2 separate regions of the Homo sapiens genome follow, and region 1 is linked to region 2. The links are chromatin contacts, found by Hi-C in ENCODE. All regions are on one chromosome and are shown on one strand. Each heading gives the region's core, a stretch centred on a gene start or an enhancer-like site at or near the end of the contact. The rest is flanking DNA. Distances are from core to core; before and after follow the strand shown.

Region 1 (5,542 bases), core at 181-2,680, 270 kb before region 2:
GCAGTGAGCCAAGATTGTGCCACTGCACTCTAGCCTGGGCAACAAAAGTGAAACTCCGTCTCAAAAAAAAAAAAAAAGTTTTCAATGGTCCACATTCTTGCTAACACATTGTCTTGTCCAACTTTTAAATTTTTGCCTGTCGTGGGAGAGTATCATGGTTTATCACAGTTTTGTTTTGTTTTGTTTTTGAGACGGAGTCTTGCTCTGTCACCAGGCTGGAGCGCAGTGGTGCAATTTTGGCTCACTGCAATCTCCACCTCCCAGGTTCAAGCAATTCTCCTTCCCCACCTCCCGAGTAGCTGGGACTACAGGCACACACCACCATGCCTGGCTACTTTTTTTTTTTTTTTTTTTGTATTTTAATAGAGACAGGGTTTCGCCATATTGGCCAGGATGGTCTCAATATCCTGACCTTATGATCTGCCCGCCTCAGCCTCCCAAAGTGCTGGGATTACAAGCGTGAACCACCGTGCCTGGCCAGTTTATCACAGTTTTATATTTTATTCCCCTAATTGCGCATGGAGATTGAGCACTTTTTCATCTGTTTGTTGGCTGTTCCATCTGGATCTTCTCTGATGGGCTGTTTCTTTTCAGGTCATCTGCCCATGCTTTTCTTTTGCATTGTGTCTTCTTATTGGTTTGCAGGAGTTCTCTTAACTGGAGCACGTAGTCTATTTGGATTTCTTGTAATTAATGCTGTATTAGTGTTTGAATCTACCCTCTTATTTTGTGCTTTCTACTGTTCCATTTAATAGGGATTTTCCCGTTCACTTTAGCTCATTCCACATTGACTTAGGGTCCATTTTGTCTAAGACCCACAGGCCTTAATCCACCTTCAAGGTTGAAGTTAGAAGACAAAGGCTTAGTGGATGTTTCTGGCTAGGACTGGCATTCTGACAAGTCTCCATATGTAGATGGGCACTGTGTCAACCAGCTTCCAGAGTCCTGAATCTGCTTTGCTTGCATCATTGCCTCTGAAATTCCTTTACTAACAGTTCTCCTTCAGGCAGAACCTGGCTTTTTTTTTTTTTTTTTTCCTAATAAAAGTATATTGCTTCTTTCAGACAAGTAAGCATCCCACCCCATTCTATATCCAACCAAAGTTCCTGGTCTCCTGGATTCTTCCCTGGGGGCTGGAATTGAATTTCTACACTAAGTTCCCAGTAGAGCTTTGGTCTCCAAATGAGATGTTGTCATAAGTTTCTAATTAGGATTAACGGCAGTAATTGGCTTCTTAAATTAAAGTACCAAAGCATAGCAATACCTTCCTGAGGGAGATAGTTTGGGGTGGTGCAAAAAACATGGGTTAAAGAGGTCAGATGGTCGAGTTTTGCTTTCAGCAAATGTGCACTGAGTGCTCACCGTGGGTGGAACTGGGCCAGGTGCCATGGAGGGAGAAGTAGCAAGCTGGCGAGGAGCTCAGTCTGGTGGGAGAAAAAGCAAATAAACAAAGAACCACTGACAACCATGTGACCTATCCTAGATTGGAAGATGGTGATGTCAGCCTGGGCTCTACCGCTTCCTGCTTTAGTGAGCTTAGAAAAGTTGCTTAACCTCTGTGAACCTCAGTTTACAGATCAGGAAAGGACTATACTTTGAGTTATTTGGCTTTAAGTATTTTTTTTCATACATTATCTTTTCAGTCTCGTAATCACTGTACCCTGTGAAGTGTGTAGGGTGTATAATAGCAGTAATTATAAGAGTACAACAATAACAATAATGTATACCTTTAATTGAGTCCCGGTACTCTGGGGCAAAGAAGTTTACATACATTATTTAATCCTGACATCAGTCCTGTTAGACAGGTATTATTATCTCAGTTTTACAGATGAGGAATCTGAAGCTAATAGAAATTCAGGAACTTGCCCAGGATTGTACTTAGCTACTGGAAGAGCTATGATTAAAACTTAGTGCTGTTTTGGTTTTGCACTAAAGCTGCATTGTTATAGTGTGTTATCATGATCTCTGTTGTCTATGTGAAAAAAACCTGAGAAATCAGGTAATTTGCTTATAGTCACCCAGCCAAGAAGCCGCAGAGATAGTATTCTAACAGAGCTTCTCAAGCTTCAGTGTGCATACAGATCACTTGGTGATGTTGTGAAAACTCACTTTGATTCAGCATATCTAGGGTAGTGCTGTTATTGCGTATTTCTAACGAGGTCCCAGGAGATGCTGCTGCTGGTGGTCCTCGGAGAACACTTTGAATAGAAAGGGCGCAGAACACATTATTTTCTGATCTTTAGCAGGGCTTTTCTGCTCCCCAAGCTGCCATATTCCCTCTTAAGGCATTGTGAAGGTCGCATGGAATAACAGATGTGAAAACAACTTAATGTATGTCTCAACTACATAGTAATGCATGCTTTATGGTCCCTATGTTGATATGAATCAGCTGCCACTCTGTCTGCACGTAACAGAAATTCATCTCCATTAAGCCTGTTGGCTTAAGCAAAAAAAAAAAAAAAAAAAAAAAAAAAGAATTTATGGATGCATGTAAATGAAACGTCCAGGAGTAGATCTGGCTGCAGGTGCGGCTGGATTCAGGACCCAGAGACCCTCATTAGGACTTGGTTTCTCTCCACGCTGCCTTCTGCTCTTTTGGCTTTGTTTACTGGGGGCTCCCTGGGATGGGCCGTAGCAGCCCAGGCTCTCTCCTCTAGGTGGCATGATGGCTACAGTGACCTCAGCAGCTCTTTCTCCCCCTTCCCTTTCCTTCAACAAGAGAAAGCCAGAGTTTTTTCCTAGAAGCTCCCACAAAAGTCCTGAGACTTTTGAGAGAGAGTCGCTCTGACTGGACTAGCTTAGCACAGGTGCACATTCCTGAATTGATCTCTGGCCAGGGCTAGGCCATGCTGTGATTGGCTGGACCTGTGTCATCTGCTACATCCTCAGAGCTGGGACAGAGACCCACCTAGAGCTCTGGAGCAAGATGAGGGAGGAACAGCTGCTATCAGGAGGAGGGAGAGTGGCTACCGGGAAGGTAGAGGGCAAACACTGTATCCATGTGTGTCTCTGGGCCAAAGGGGCTGCATATGAGGTCCCACCAGGGTTTGCAGAGGTGGGGAGAAATTCTGATTGCTCTTTCTCCTCTAACTTTATCTTTTGCTCACCAGGTAAAGTATAGGGAGAGAAGGGAGAGATTTTAAGGTATTTTTCATTTCCTCTCTTGAATATTTCTTCATGCACATATCTTATCTCCCCATATACTTCCTGTGGCAAGGGAGTTCCTCAGCTTATTTGAGGCAGAACCTTTCACATGATAGATGTTTAATAAATATGCAAAATGAATAAGAAAGAGAAAATCTGAAGGAACAACAAAAAGTGAGTAGCCTTCTTCCTGCAGACCTGGACAAGATGATTGGAATATATTCTGGGTTGTTCTATGGAAACTTCGTCAATAAGTATGGAATCATAATCTCTCTGATGCAGAAGTGAACTTGGAATAATTTAAACCAGTGTCTCCCAGTCACTTCATCAGAGGGTCATCAGGGGATTTTTTGTGGGGGGAGTCCTCTTGCCCAGAGATTCTCTTCAATAGGCTTCGGGTGGGAATGAGACTCCCAGGTGCTTTTGAGGGCAGAGGGTCTGGTTTCAGAGCCATTGGTCTTGCCAGCCTCCTCGCTACAGAGAGGGCTTCTGGCCCTGGGAAGCAGTCTTGTGAATGGTCCATGGTGCTCTCAGTTGGGAAGATGATTGAGAGTCTTCTCTATGTGCTGATAGTTACAAAGCAATACAAGACATGGTTCTCAGTTGGGAAGAGTTCACTCTCCAACTGGGAGACAAATTATTCTTGTGCAAAATTACACAAGATTTAAACATGAGTGCATAAGTACAGGAGCTACCAGAAGTTCCATGGCAAAAGGCAGTGTGACTGAGGGGTGTGAAAAAGGGAAGAGATTCCTAAACAAGGCCTTGAAGAAGGGGAGAATTAGCTAAAGAGAGACAGAGCTTCCAGGCAGGAGTCGGGTGAGTGATGATGTCGAGCCTAGAAAGCCTGGTAATGTTGAAACAGTCAGGGCTGCCTTGACAGGATCTGGCTCAGATGAGTTCTGGGCTCATCTAGAAGGTTTCAGTGTCTTCCCAGGACTCTTGAAGTGTGTAAAACAGGTGTGGAGTTGTCAGAGGGCATGAAACTTTCCAGCAGCTCCCTTCATGTTGGCCAAGCACTCTGTGACTTTTACGGGTGTAGCCTGCCATGCCCTGAGGCTTTTGGTGGATGCCAGATGGGCCTCATTAACCCACCTTCACTGGTGGAGAAAGTGAGTTTCCCATCGGCAATAAGCCTTGACCCAGGGTGACCTAGCCAGGTGCGGGCAGGGCTGGGGCTGCTCTTCCTGGGTTGAGATTCCTAGTGGTGGTGCCTCCCTCTTAATATGCCAGCACTTTTCTAGGACTGCATGGGGCTTGGAATCTCACCCTTGTCTTAAAAGCAGCAAGATGTGTTAACTCTGAGCACTGTAGTTGGTCCCTTGTGGGGCTGTTGAGCGGAATCATTGTCATCACAGAATGGATGTAAAGATAACAATGTCTGACGTTTGCTTCAAAATAATATAGGGGGTGGGGAAGGAGGGTGGTGAGTACAGATGTGTATTAGTCCGTTCTCACACTGCTTTAAAGAACTGCCTGAGGCCAGGCCGTGGTGGCTCACGCCTGTAATCCCAGCACTTTGGGAGGCCGAGGTGGGCGGATCACTTGAGGTCAGGGGTTCAAGAGCAGCCTGACCAACATGGTGAAACCTAAACTAAAAATACAAAAATTAGCCAGGTGTGGTGGCGGGCACCTGTAATCCCAGATGCTTGGGAAGCTGAGGCAGGAGAATCGCTTGAACCCAGAAGGCAGAGGTTGCAGTGAGCCAAGGTCGCACCACTGCACTCCAGCCTGGGACACAGTGTGAGACTCCGTCTCAAAAAAAAAAAAAAGAACTACCTGAAACTGGGTAATTTATAAAGAAAAGAGCTTTAATTGGCTCATGGTTCCACAGGCTGCATAGGAAACATGGCTGTGGAGGCCTCAGAAAACTTACAGTCGTGGCAGAAGGCAAAGGGGAAGCAGACATGTCTTTCATGGCCAGAGCAGGAGTTAGAGTGGGAGCAGGGAGGTGCTACACACTTTTAAACAGCCAGATCTCGTGAGAACTCTGTCACGAGAGTAGTACTGGGGGATGGTGCTAAACCATTAAAAACCACCCACATGATCCAGTCACCTCCCACCAGGCCCCACCTTCAACATCTGGGATTACAATTGAACATGAGATTTGGGTGGGGACACAGAACCAAACCATATCAAAATGCAACAAGATTAGTCATCATTGTTGGCTGAAGATGGGTAATGGATTCTTCGGGGTTCAGTAAACCATTCTCTCTACTTTTGTGTATGTTTGAAATTTTCTACAATGAAAAGGTAACCAAAATTTTATCATAGACCTACTCTTTTCTCTCCCATTTCAATTTTTCTGGGGTGATTACAGCTTTGTTTCACCTGCCTTCTTTATGCCTTTACCCACAGAATACAGAAGCTGGCCAAAGAGGAAGGTGGAGAGAATTTT
Region 2 (4,885 bases), core at 611-3,110:
CTCAACAGAGCGAGGAAATTGTCTTCTCAGCTTCCTTTAGATTGTCCAGAAAGGGAGATTAGAAAGGCTCCTCAGAACTAACACTGGAAAGGGAGTTTATACCATTAGGGCAAAGATTGGGAGACAAAGGTACTGAAGTCAAATGAGACTTCTGTGAAATACTTTGGAAAGTACAGATTTTGAGACTACATGAACAGCAGCAGCACCAATAACTGTATCACTGGTGCGGGCTATAGACATCAGCTGGGAATGAAGGTGATTCTCAGGGCCCTTAATTTAGCCATCAGCCCCCAGCCAGACCTAAGCCTGCAGCTGGCTGCACAGAGAGGCAGCCTGTTCCATCCTTGGAATTCCAACTTAGGTGACTGCACAAGGCATTTTGGTTTAGTGGTTCCTTAAATAAGACGACATTCCTTTAAGTCTAATCTCTCTCCTGCTGAAATTTCCTACCCTCTTGGGTTTTACCATTAAACTGCTTGCTCTCATCTGAAAAGTGCAGCTAGCAGGGTGCAAGCTAGTGCTCTAGTGACCGTTAAAATCTATCCTAGGACAGCTAGCACGCACGGAAAAACTTGCCATTCGCCGCACACCCACTCCCCCCCGCCCCCACCGCTATTCTTATCAGAGAGAACATGGAAAATATTCTACTCCCTCTTCCCCTTATTGAAGGATGCTGTGTGTACATCTGAATGGGGGTGGGATGCGGGGCGGGAGTGGAGTCTAGCTTTCGGTCCTCAACAAAAACATAATGATTCCCAGCAAGCCAGAGCTGTGCAACCAAGGAGGCAGGATCCTGGCCTCTCTCGGATCTGCAGGAAGGGTGGGCTGTGCGGGTCCAGAGTGGGATGCCCGTTCTGGCCGGCGGTGCCTGCTGAGCCCTTCCTGATGTGACTTTATTAGACAAACCCCCACTCCCGCCAGGGGTAGACACACGAGTATCTGCTTTAGGAAGATTTCTGCAACACGGCAGGGTGCAATTCAAACTCTGGGTTCTCCTTTCCTGAGCTTAGAAACCAATTTGTTCGGAGATAGGAGAAGGCTCTGTTGGCAGAAGACCTAAGAGACGGGAGGAGGCGCCTGGCGTCAGCGGGTCGCTTCTCAGCCGTGACCACGAGCGGCCAGCAGGTGTCAGTGCGTCCTCGCTTTGCCCTGGCGCTCGGCTCCTGGACCCCTCCCCACCTCGGTCTAAGGGGGCGCGGTCCAGACCCCGGGTCTTGCGTTTCCCGCAGACAGCATCGCGGCTGGGAGGACACGTAGCCGCTTCTTCCCTAAGCGGAGGTCTGAACTCCGGCTTGTACCACTTCCCCGTGGGTGCTGTCCATTCCGCCCCAGGGGTTCCATCCGAAGCCGCGCCTTCCTCCCTCTCCAGGACCCCTTTCTCCCCAGCCTCCAGGAGCACCTGCGGACCGCGTCGGCTCTGGCCCGGAGCTGGGCTGCTCCAGACGTAACTCACACCGGAGGTTACTTCCCTCGATTTGGGCGGGGATTCCCTTCCATTTTTTTCTTCCCTTTTCTCCCAAGATCCAGCTTCTTGGGGGCACTCACGGGTGCCCGTTGCGTTCTGCTCCGTCGGCCCGGAGCTGCATGGCCAACTCCCAGCAGGGGCCGCTCCTCCCCTACCCCCCACCCCCGGGCTCCCTCTTTAAGTCTCTAGCTCAAGGTACCCGCCTCTCCAAAGGGCTCGTCCCGCCTGAGGGCAACGCTCCCCGAGGTCCAGCGCTAGGCGCGGGCGCTAGACTGGCGGAGGGGTGGTGCGAGGGGCGGGGGAGGGTCGGCTTCCCACGTGGGGGCTGACGCCGGCTGCTCAGCAACGCTTGCTTGATCCTGGGGCTATAAAACGAGTCCACCGTGAGCGCAGCGGAGCAGCAGCAGCTCCAGCTCGGTGCAGAAGCCCAGCAGCCGGCGTGCCGCCGCCCGGCCACTCCAGCGCCTTCTTCCCCGCCTTGCGCTCCTGCCCCAACTCGCGCTGTCGTCGGACCCCGGCCCATCCAGCAGCGCTCGGCGCCCACCAGGCGGACGCCCAGGAGAACCCCTGCCTCCGTCGCGGCTCCTGGAGAGCTGATCGTTCACCTGCCCCGGCCCGCCTGAGGACGGGGGTGCCTTCATGCGGCCCCCACACTCCTCACCCCGCCGCCGCCGCCGTCCCGGAGCTCCGCACAGTGTGCCCCAGCCCCAGCAGGGCGCACAACTTTGGAAGTCTCGCGGCGCTCCGAGAGGCGGCAGAGTCCGCGCCCCAGCCCCGGGCCGGGCCGGGCCAGAACCGCAGCGTCTGGGGGAAGCCAGAGAGTCGGTAATCGCTTCGGGGATGTAAGGCGACAGACATAGGACCCCCGAGCTCGCATCAGCACCCTTCGGCTGCCTCCCGGGGTGGGGGCGGGCCCCGCACACGGTAAGACCTCTTGCTTTCGCTCAGGCTCAAGATTCAAGATACAGATATTGATATGTATATATATATTTAATTTCCTGTCATCCTTCCAAGTTATCAGGCCACCGATGATTTTTGTTCTCCCTTCTTGAAGAATAAATCTCTCTTTACCCATCGGCTCTCCCTACTCTCTCCCGCCGCTTAGAAATAAAACTTGGCTGTATTAGGAGCTCGGAGCAAGAAGGCGCCCACCGAGAGCGTCTGAAGCGCGAGCCAGGCGCAGTTCGCGGGACCCGGGCCATGGGCCGCTAGCGGTCCTCCAGTTCGGGCCCGGCCTCCCTGCGGCCCCCTCCCTATGTGAGCCGCAGCCAGGCGAGCGGGGCGCCGGAGGAAGAGGAGGACCCACGGGCGCCGGGCCGGAAGGCAGCTGGCAGCAGGCCCAGGCCAGCGGGCGCCCGCGTTCATGTTCCGCCAGGAGCAGCCGTTGGCCGAGGGCAGCTTTGCGCCCATGGGCTCCCTGCAGCCGGACGCGGGCAACGCGAGCTGGAACGGGACCGAGGCGCCGGGGGGCGGCGCCCGGGCCACCCCTTACTCCCTGCAGGTGACGCTGACGCTGGTGTGCCTGGCCGGCCTGCTCATGCTGCTCACCGTGTTCGGCAACGTGCTCGTCATCATCGCCGTGTTCACGAGCCGCGCGCTCAAGGCGCCCCAAAACCTCTTCCTGGTGTCTCTGGCCTCGGCCGACATCCTGGTGGCCACGCTCGTCATCCCTTTCTCGCTGGCCAACGAGGTCATGGGCTACTGGTACTTCGGCAAGGCTTGGTGCGAGATCTACCTGGCGCTCGACGTGCTCTTCTGCACGTCGTCCATCGTGCACCTGTGCGCCATCAGCCTGGACCGCTACTGGTCCATCACACAGGCCATCGAGTACAACCTGAAGCGCACGCCGCGCCGCATCAAGGCCATCATCATCACCGTGTGGGTCATCTCGGCCGTCATCTCCTTCCCGCCGCTCATCTCCATCGAGAAGAAGGGCGGCGGCGGCGGCCCGCAGCCGGCCGAGCCGCGCTGCGAGATCAACGACCAGAAGTGGTACGTCATCTCGTCGTGCATCGGCTCCTTCTTCGCTCCCTGCCTCATCATGATCCTGGTCTACGTGCGCATCTACCAGATCGCCAAGCGTCGCACCCGCGTGCCACCCAGCCGCCGGGGTCCGGACGCCGTCGCCGCGCCGCCGGGGGGCACCGAGCGCAGGCCCAACGGTCTGGGCCCCGAGCGCAGCGCGGGCCCGGGGGGCGCAGAGGCCGAACCGCTGCCCACCCAGCTCAACGGCGCCCCTGGCGAGCCCGCGCCGGCCGGGCCGCGCGACACCGACGCGCTGGACCTGGAGGAGAGCTCGTCTTCCGACCACGCCGAGCGGCCTCCAGGGCCCCGCAGACCCGAGCGCGGTCCCCGGGGCAAAGGCAAGGCCCGAGCGAGCCAGGTGAAGCCGGGCGACAGCCTGCCGCGGCGCGGGCCGGGGGCGACGGGGATCGGGACGCCGGCTGCAGGGCCGGGGGAGGAGCGCGTCGGGGCTGCCAAGGCGTCGCGCTGGCGCGGGCGGCAGAACCGCGAGAAGCGCTTCACGTTCGTGCTGGCCGTGGTCATCGGAGTGTTCGTGGTGTGCTGGTTCCCCTTCTTCTTCACCTACACGCTCACGGCCGTCGGGTGCTCCGTGCCACGCACGCTCTTCAAATTCTTCTTCTGGTTCGGCTACTGCAACAGCTCGTTGAACCCGGTCATCTACACCATCTTCAACCACGATTTCCGCCGCGCCTTCAAGAAGATCCTCTGTCGGGGGGACAGGAAGCGGATCGTGTGAGGTTTCCGCTGGCGCCCGCGTAGACTCACGCTGACTGCAGGCAGCGGGGGGCATCGAGGGGTGCTTAGCCCCAGGGCACTCAGAAACCCGGGCGCTGCCTGCTCTGCGTTTCCTCGTCTGGGGTGGCTCTGCAGCCTCCTGCGGGCGGGCGTCTGCTGCTCCTACAAGGGAAGCTTCTTGCTGCCAGGCCCACACATCCCCAGTTGTTGGTTTGGCCACTCTTGACCTGGAGCCATCTTCCTAGTGGGCCACCCCTAATCACTATTGCTTCCTAAAGGTATTTTCACCCTCTTCGCCTGGTACAGCCCTCACAGCTCTTCAGAGCAAGCACTGGACTACAAGGGCATGGCTCACAAAAGGTTAATGGATGGGGGTTACCTAGCCCTGGCTAATTCCCCTTCCATTCCCAACTCTCTCTCTCTTTTTAAAGAAAAATGCTAAGGGCAGCCCTGCCTGCCCTCCCCATCCCCCGCTGTAAATATACACTATTTTTGATAGCACACATGGGGCCCCCATATCTCTTGGCCTTGGTTTTGATGTTGAAATCCTGGCCTTGGGAGAGATGCCTTCCAGGCAGACACAGCTGTCTGGTTCAGGCCAAGCCCCTTTGCAATGCAAGCCCTTTCTGGTGTTATGAAGTCCCTCTATGTCGTCGTTTT

The links. A loop is a pair of places that touch in the nucleus more often than their neighbours do. Pooled maps may share reads with other maps.
Region 1: a loop to region 2 is called in a map of ovary, with 2.5 times the contacts of the local background. The contact joins the enhancer-like site here to the promoter of ADRA2A in region 2. A Hi-C loop is called at or near these places in 1 of 168 maps with a recorded cell type or tissue (ovary), 1 of 37 single-sample maps with no recorded cell type and 8 of 50 pooled maps.

Annotation. Positions count from the first base shown.
Region 1 is chr10:110,801,366-110,806,907 of GRCh38, forward strand. The region is part of intron 7 of RBM20 (RNA binding motif protein 20); the gene reads left to right. Among named protein-coding and RNA genes, the nearest start is that of PDCD4-AS1, 67 kb to the right of the region's middle. Within about 2 kb of position 1,431, at least 22 of the 41 ENCODE cell types and tissues checked have a DNase peak (open chromatin) inside an H3K27ac peak, as active enhancers do.
Region 2 is chr10:111,075,169-111,080,053 of GRCh38, forward strand. It overlaps ADRA2A (adrenoceptor alpha 2A), which reads left to right and starts at 1,861. Exons shown (of 1, transcript NM_000681.4): 1 at 1,861-4,885. The coding sequence starts at 2,829. The coding sequence ends at 4,226. RefSeq lists a silencer at 1,824-1,873.